Regions from separate parts of the Mus musculus genome. Here region 1 is linked to region 2. Evidence: chromatin contacts called from ENCODE POLR2A ChIA-PET data. All regions are on one chromosome and are shown on one strand. The core of a region is the stretch at or near the end of the contact, and the rest is flanking DNA. Distances in the headings are between cores, read along the strand shown.

What was found. ChIA-PET counts read pairs that join two places held with the same protein, here RNA polymerase II (POLR2A).
Region 1: POLR2A ChIA-PET joins it to region 2 with 17 read pairs in Patski. The contact joins the promoter of Efna1 here to the promoter of Zbtb7b in region 2. POLR2A ChIA-PET finds 5 or more read pairs at or near these places in 2 of 5 experiments (Patski and embryonic stem cell).

Annotation. Positions count from the first base shown.
Region 1 is chr3:89,277,643-89,281,136 of GRCm38, reverse strand. It overlaps Efna1 (ephrin A1), which reads left to right and starts at 1,492. Exons shown (of 5, transcript NM_010107.4): 1 at 1,492-1,686. The coding sequence starts at 1,595.
Region 2 is chr3:89,391,006-89,395,108 of GRCm38, reverse strand. It overlaps Zbtb7b (zinc finger and BTB domain containing 7B), which reads left to right and starts at 1,731. Exons shown (of 3, transcript NM_009565.5): 1 at 1,731-2,074. It overlaps Gm15417 (predicted gene 15417), which reads right to left and starts at 3,245. Exons shown (of 2, transcript NR_040403.1): 1 at 2,603-3,245.

The DNA.
Region 1 (3,494 bases), core at 243-2,742, 110 kb after region 2:
TGGCCCGATGTAATTACAGGGTCTGCCGCCAAGCCTGGCCGTAAAAAACCGGGATGAAACGGCCTGGAAGCCTCGGAAGCTGGGCCGGACCCTGCAAAGAGCCCCGGGTCCGCGCCTTGCCCTGATGCGCAGCCGCAAAGAAGAGAGACCAGGGACAGAAACCCCCGCCCATCACACCCTGCAACGCACACGGGCTCACCGCCACACACGCAAACTACCAAGCACTCAGCTTTTGACTTTACGGCTCCAAGAATGCACTCGAGCCTAATCAAACACCTGCCCGCCAGCTCCATCTCAGGCGCAGACGCCGCCAACCCCTCTCCAGACAGCTGCTGATTCGAGAGGTGAATTCCTGCAGGGTTGTTTACATGGAGAGGGGGAGGGGTTCTGAGCCTGGTACTGAGAGCCCACCGACTGGAAGACCCAAGTCAGACTCAGTCAAACACAGCCGCCCAAACTACCCCCCACTCCAATCCACCCCCGCTGCACGCCCAAACACGTTTCTCCTCTTCTTCACACACTGTTCACAAACATTAGCATATGTATGTCAGGCGTTTCACACGCTTCCACACACAAGTGTCTTTACACCTACCCGCCATCACACGCATTTACACACGCCATATGTACATGTGTCAGGTCGGTTAGTTTGTCACTCTTCATGACCATATTCCCACATTCCATCTGCAAGCGCGCATTCGCTCAAGACACACGTGAAATGTATAAACAGGTCATTAGCGTACGTTGGCGCTATTGAAAATATTAGGAACATCCCCCCCTACAGCCCCTGAGCCCAACTATGAGTTCTCGCATAAAGTACTGATGGACTGAGTAGCCCTTAGCCCTGGCCGCACACGTTACACGCTCGATCACACACAACGTCGCACTTTATTCCCGGCATCTAAGCGATGACACAATCTCTTGAACAAAGACAACATTGACAAACCCAACAAAAACAAACAGCCGCGTCTGTGTGGGGAGGGGCAGCCAAGCCAGAGTCAAGGCATGGGGGAGTGTTGCTGGGGGGGCGGGGGGAGGAGGGGGTCACGAGAGAGTGTGAGAAGGCGAGTGCGCGGGCCTGGGTGTGAATCTCAGGAAAGGTGTGGTTATATCCCCCCACCTCACACCCTGACAAGATTGGCGCCCCGCGCTGCAAAGCCAAGTCCTGAAGCCACTGGTTCCCAGACCCACACGTATAAGTTCTTCCATTTTTCCAGCTTGCTATGGCTTTCAGTCCCACAAAGCCAACAGAGCCTCACATAGACACCCCCACCCCCACACCCGTAAGTGAGCACACACAGCTATGGGAGGATCTGTGCAGACCCCGGAGCGCTCTCCGTCGCTGAGATATGGGAGTCCTTCCTCCCAGAGTCTTTTTCCCTTCCTCCACCTCCAACGTAGCCATCAAGCCCTGGGGCAGCGCGCGTCGGGCGGGGCGAGGGCGGGGCTGGTGTTGGCGGCGCCAGCCCAAAAGGCGGAGTCGAGCAGCGAAGAGGCCAGATTTGTGATCGTGGTGCCTACTGTACCGTGGAGAAGCCTGTGGGAACCTTACACTGCAGAGCTCTCGTCCTGGCCTGGCTCGGCCCGGCCCCGCGCTATGGAGTTCCTTTGGGCCCCTCTCTTGGGTCTGTGCTGCAGTCTGGCCGCTGCTGACCGCCACATCGTCTTCTGGAACAGTTCAAATCCCAAGTAAGCCCTGAGACTCCCTGGCAGCCTGGGTGCCGGGTTGGCAATGGCCTTTCGCAGGGTAACTGTCCCTGCCAACCCCTGGCCTGCGCCTAGGAGAGGTGGCCAGGGATGGGTTGGACTCTATAGCTCCCCACCTCCGTCTGTATCTCCCCTTACTACCTGGCAACAGCCGACCAGGGCAGAAACCTGCTCATGCCTGCTCGCACAGGCGCTGGCTGTTTCAGCCCTCTCTTTCTGCCCTCTGGCATCTCATCACTCTAAAGTAAGGCTCTCCTGCTGGGCACTCCTGCCTTGAGAATTGGAACGTTGGCCCTGGCCTCCGGGGCTCTCTAAGTCCCCCCATGAAACTTCTGTGCACTCTCATTTTTGTGTGCCACTTGGGCGTTTGTATACTAACAGGCACCTATGGACGTCAAGAGTAAGCACAGCGCTCAGGGAGCCTTGGAAAGAACCTCCGTAGGAATCTAGGTTTTGGGCATTAGATATTCATTCTGTGTTTAAGATGACCCTGAAGAGTGCCTCCAAGGTTGGGGGGGGCATAAATTAGGCACATGCTGTGTATGGGTCGACCGAGGGAGTGGCTGAGGTGGTCACACTAAGGGACTGGTAAGAGGAGTGTCGCTGGGAAGCTTGGGGAGGAGCAGAGTGGGGCTTCACAGGGCTACAAAGGCTGTAACAGGAAGGAGGTAATTTCTCCGGAGCAGGTTTTAGGGCTATGAAGCAAATGGTATTGAGAGGAAGACACTGTCGGGCCCTTTGTTCTTGCCCTTGAGTTTCTTCAAGTTATGAGAAGAGTGTTAGGGCCAAACCTAAGAGGGGGATATGGTGGAACAAGAAGAGGTGAGAAGTCGAGGCCACAGAATGCCACTAAACCCCTCCCTCCCAGATCCAGTGAGCCTGCCTCCCCTTCCCCTGAGAGAGATGCTGGGCCAGTTTCCTCTGGCACTGCCTATTGAGGGTCTGTTGTCTAGGGCATGTCGGAGGGCAAGATAGAGCCAGCTGCCACCCTAAAGGCACTGTCTTCCTGGCCCTGGAGTGCTGCTGCGCCCCACCAGCCCTTGCGCCTGCCCTTGCGCCTGCCCCTTGCCTTCCTGACCTAGTCCTGCCCTAGTAGTGGGAAAGAGCAAAGTCCCTGTTTATGCCCATGCCAGGTGTCGGCTGAAGGAGGAGGAGGGGACGGGAAGTCATGAGTAGGGAGGGGGGAACCCTGGCCTTTTCCGTTCCCAAGCTCCCAGGTTTCCTCTCTTTCAGGAAGGAGCCTCTTCCTTGCCCCCCTCCCTGTCTACTCCACCACTAATAGAGCCCCCTTTTCCAAATGGAGACTTAAGTGTCACAGGCAGGTTAAGTGTAGGAGATAGTACGCTAAGTATAGCTTCAGCCCTGGCCCTCTGGACACACACATAACCCTGTCTTATTTACAGCCACAGGAAAGCCAGTCTAGAGTGGAGGTCATGGGCGGTCTAGCCAGGCCCAGCTTGGGGGAAGAGATGAGGTGGCAATGAACAGGGCGGGTGTAGGGTTGCATAGGTGACTCAGGGTAGTGGGCATTAATCCTGGGCTCACCAGGCTCCAGGCAAAGGCAGTGGCAGAGAAAGGTGCCACTGTGAGCTAGGCCCTGGTCCTGGAGAGACAGATACTCAGCTATCAGATTTCTCTGCCGCTTTTGCCCGGAGGCCAACACTGGGGCAAACCAGTCCTGGGCTGCCCTGGGGTCCTGGGGGCTGCTCACTTTTGACGAGGTAAAATTTCACAGGCTCTCAAGAGCGCCTGGGCGGGTAGCGAGGTGGATGAGGCACGAGTGAGTCAGT
Region 2 (4,103 bases), core at 482-2,981:
AGGAAAACCTGGAGCAAAGATCAGACTTGACCTAGGGCGTGCTGGTGTTGGGGGCGGGGGAAAGCGGGACAGAAACAGATAGGAAAACCCGGAACGGATTGCTTGAGCCAGAGTTCCTCATGCTAGCCACTGGTCCCTATTGCCCCCCTAATTCTCCAGTGAGATAATGTCTGGGGTGAGGGGCTGTTTAGTTTGGCTTGAGCCCTCCGGGGCGCCTCACACTTTCCGCCCCTGGCTGAGGGGCAGAGCAGCGGCCTCGAGGCTGAGTCATGGGGGGGGGGGGGGGGGGAGAAAGAGGGAGGGAAGGGCCGACTCCACCCCTCCCCCTGCTTGGGGATCCCGGGTCAGCCCGGGTGAGGGCCAGGGCCCCCCTGGCACCGCCCATTGTGGTCCAACAGGTTGAGCTGGTGTCCTGCGGAGCCACCTGCTGGAAAGGGAAGGAGGCCCCCTGCGGAGGGAGCTGGGAAAGAGAACAAGTCCGACCCGGTTCCGCCTGGCCTGCTGCTGCGAAGCCGAACCTGGTCCTAGAGAGCGGGATTTGACTCCGTTTGAAACGAGTAGGAGGGGCCCTTTTGGGGTCTATAGCATCGCCAGCCCAGTTGTAAGCGTCCCTCAGAGACTACCATTCTTTGGGTCGGGCACTTAAATACGAATACCGGTTTTTCCCAAACCCACTTAAGCAAACATCCTAAACCACCCAGGTCTCTATCGTCACCTCGGGGTCTGAGTGAATCTGCGCCAAGATCCCTCCACTGTAGGGTCTCAGTTTCTCCACTAAAAGTACCGGCTGGTTGAAGGCAAAGCGTCGGGGCCCCAGAGGGAGCGCACCTCCCCCTTCCCCTTCCCAGACTCAGTCCCTCCCCTTTGAAAATGCCAAGGCAGCAACGGGCACTGGCTAGAGCGCAAAGGCTCCTTGCCCCGGGCACTGTTCCCTCCCCGCGGGGCGCCGTCACGCGTGGGGAGGGACACAGAGTGCCCACAGACTCGACTCCCCCGCTCCCTCGGAGGGGGATGGGCCAAGAGGCTGAAGCTCAATGTCTAGAGGTTCTCTCTCTTCCTGGGGCTCTGACCTGGTTAAAGCCCCTCGGCAGGACCCCACTCTTTCTAAATTTTAGGTCTTCATCCCCAGCAGCGTATCCGTAACCTCTCATACCATTCCCTCCCCAGGTGGTGACCCTACAGAAGCCCCTCTTGAAAGAGAGGAAGTCCCTGAGGGGGCTGCTCCATTCCCTGGCCACTGCGGACACTGTCTTCGGCCTCCCTCCCCTTCTGGTTTCTGGCCAGCCCAGGCTCCACCCCCTCCCTGGATGAACCCTAGGCGCGTCCCACATGGGATAGGCGGGTGTTCAGGCCAATGGATGGGCAGGGCGGTGGCGTGCAAGGGGTGGAGCTGGGCAGCAGCAGAGGGCTGGACGGGGGTCGGAGGCGGAGCTCCAGTTAAGGTGGACCGGAGGAGATAGTGGTAGAAAGCAGAGAGGGAGAGGGATCGCGGCAGGTGAAGGGAGTTTGAAGGAAAGAAGGGAAAGGAAAAGGGTGGGAAAGGCTCAGGGAGCGAAGCAAAATCTCGGAGAAAAGGGACGAAAAGGAGGGAGGGACCCATATGCTCCCTGCTGGAACTAGCTGTTGGAAGAGGTGGAAGTTTATGTCCTTATTGGGCGGAGGGAGGGGGTGCCTGGGGGGGGCGGATGAAAAACCAGGAAGTGACAGAGGGTGTTGCTAAGGGTGGGGGGGGAGTTTGGGGGTGGCAGGGGCGGGGGGAGGGAGGGGAGGGATGGGGGGAAAGCAAGAGAGAGGACAGGTGAGACAGCAGGACAGGTGAGGCGGGCCTTGGGGGGGGGGGCGAGTGGAAGCCAGGTGAATGTACGGCTCTCCGCGGCCAAGGGGGGGGCGGGCAACAGGAGGAGGCAAAGGGTGGCGGAGGAGGAGCCCCCCAGCAACGAGCAGCGAGCCACTGACCGCGGCCTTCTGACCAGGACCGGAGCAGAGCCCCAAGCCCCCCAGCCTGGCGGGGGACGCGCTTCTTCCTACACCCTGTGCCTCTGCAGCTCCAGCGAACGGACCCAACGGCTGAAAGGTAAGTGAACCCCACTTTTTGTCCCTTGGCTCGGGATACACTAAACTCGAGCCTACTGCAGTGTCCTTCGTGCGTCCTGTGAGACCCCTGTACACACACGTACACACACACACACCAGATTTCAACCAGTCGCATTCCCTGTAGCTTTCCTGGGTCTTTGGAATTGGTTTTAACTTGGAGGAAAGGTAGAGAACTATGGACTATTGGCCTCCCCCCAACTCTGAGCGGAGGGTCTCCAGAAACTTTCTTTGCACTTCTAATATCATACAGACTGTGAGCTACGGGATGGAGAGGGGGTGAGCTGCACTGAACTTACCCCTACCCCCAGTCGCTTTTGTGACTTTAGGGGGAGACCCCAGACCCGACCGAATGGAGGGAATGGAAACCCTGACGGACTATAACTAGGACAACGCGTGTCCCCACCCACCCACCCAGCTCCGCGCCCCCCTGGCACGGTGGGCTGGACCCAGGCCAGTGGCACGGGGGGTGGGGGGCAGCGGGAGGAACCGCGGCTTGGGGGAAAGTTACCGGCTGGACTATTCGGTTTCTTGCGCTTCCAGAGCCGCGTCGTCTCTCCAGCGGTAGTGCGGCTCAGCAGGACGACCCCTCTGCCCCTCCCGCTCCGCAATCACATTCCGGTCTCTCAAGCCTCAGGCCCACCGCCACCTTTTCAAAGTCAGCTTTTGCTCTCACAACTCCAGTGCGAGGGTGGGTGATAAGAACTCGACCTACCAGCGGTCTTGCCGCCGGCGCCGGCGCACCTGCCCTGAGCAGAGTGGGGGTCGCTGTGTGGTAGAAACCTAGTGCGCACCGCTGGCCGAGGTTGGCCATTCAGAGGGGTGGGGGGCGCTGCTTTCCATTTCCAGCTTTCTCTCCCCTCCTCCCACCCCACCCAAGTAAGAGAGCGACGTGTCCTGGCCAGAGCGGGGGGGGCGGGAGTGGGGGGGCAGCGTGGGCAGCGGGTTGTGCCCGGACACGTGCCTGCCCAGGCGCCCCGGCCCTGCTAGTGTTTGGAGAGAGGGCGGGTCCCCTGCCCCCCGCCCCGCACAACCCCCATGTATCAAAGGGCGGCTGAGACGTGGTGAGACCTCGGGGCGCCCTGGGGGGGCGGGGGGTAAGGCGGGGAGCCTGGGTCCGGAGCAGGGGAGGGGCAGAGGCGCCGGTGCTAGCTGACCCACAGGAAACGAGCACTGCTGACCTAGTTTGGGACACCGGAAGTGGGTGCTGGGGAGAAGGGGAGACCGGCAAGCTGTCCTGGCTTCCGGGCCAGGTGGAGGGCGTTCTTGAATTGACCCCCTCCCGAATGCCTTAGAGACCCCTAGCTGCAGCTGAGAACGGGAATGAGTCAGCGCAGCTATTTCTCCTTCCCCCAACTTATTCCCAGAGGAGGGGACCGTTTATCAAGGGTTGGGGGGAGTCAGATTGGGAAGTGAGGAGTTAAATAAACCAAGATAGGAACTCTCTGTTCCCTCGAGGCAGTGTGTGTTTTGGTGAGGGGGGGGGCGCTAAGGCCTGGAGGATTATTCGGTTGCGTTTTGCTACCCCACACACACCAACTGGTTTGGTCACCCCTGTACCCTCCTGGCACTGCTTATGGAGCTGGCATGGAGTGGACATTAGATTGGGAGGAGATACTGGGCATAAGAAGTATTGTGTTGGGCAGGAGAAGGGCATATTTCTGACTTGGTTTGGATGGTAGCTAGTGTTCCTCCTTCGTGGTTAACAAGGACAGGGGGCTCCCCCCGGAGCAGCTGATGAAACAAGGAGAAATCTCTGCCAGTGTCTCCTGTCCCTGGCCCCCGGGACCCCAGCTCCCCCAGCGTGCCTGTTACATGGTTGCTGTAGGCACGCTGTTGCCTGCTGACACCCCCAGACACTGTCCCCCCCTCCCTTGGGTACCACCATCCCCAGCCTGGGGTCAGGAAGGGGTTAATACCATCGGAAAGGGGCTCTTGGGAAGAAAGCAAGCAGTGCCCACTAGGCTCAGGTGTCAAGGAGACAGGCCTGCTCTAATGGGGCCCTCTCTCTA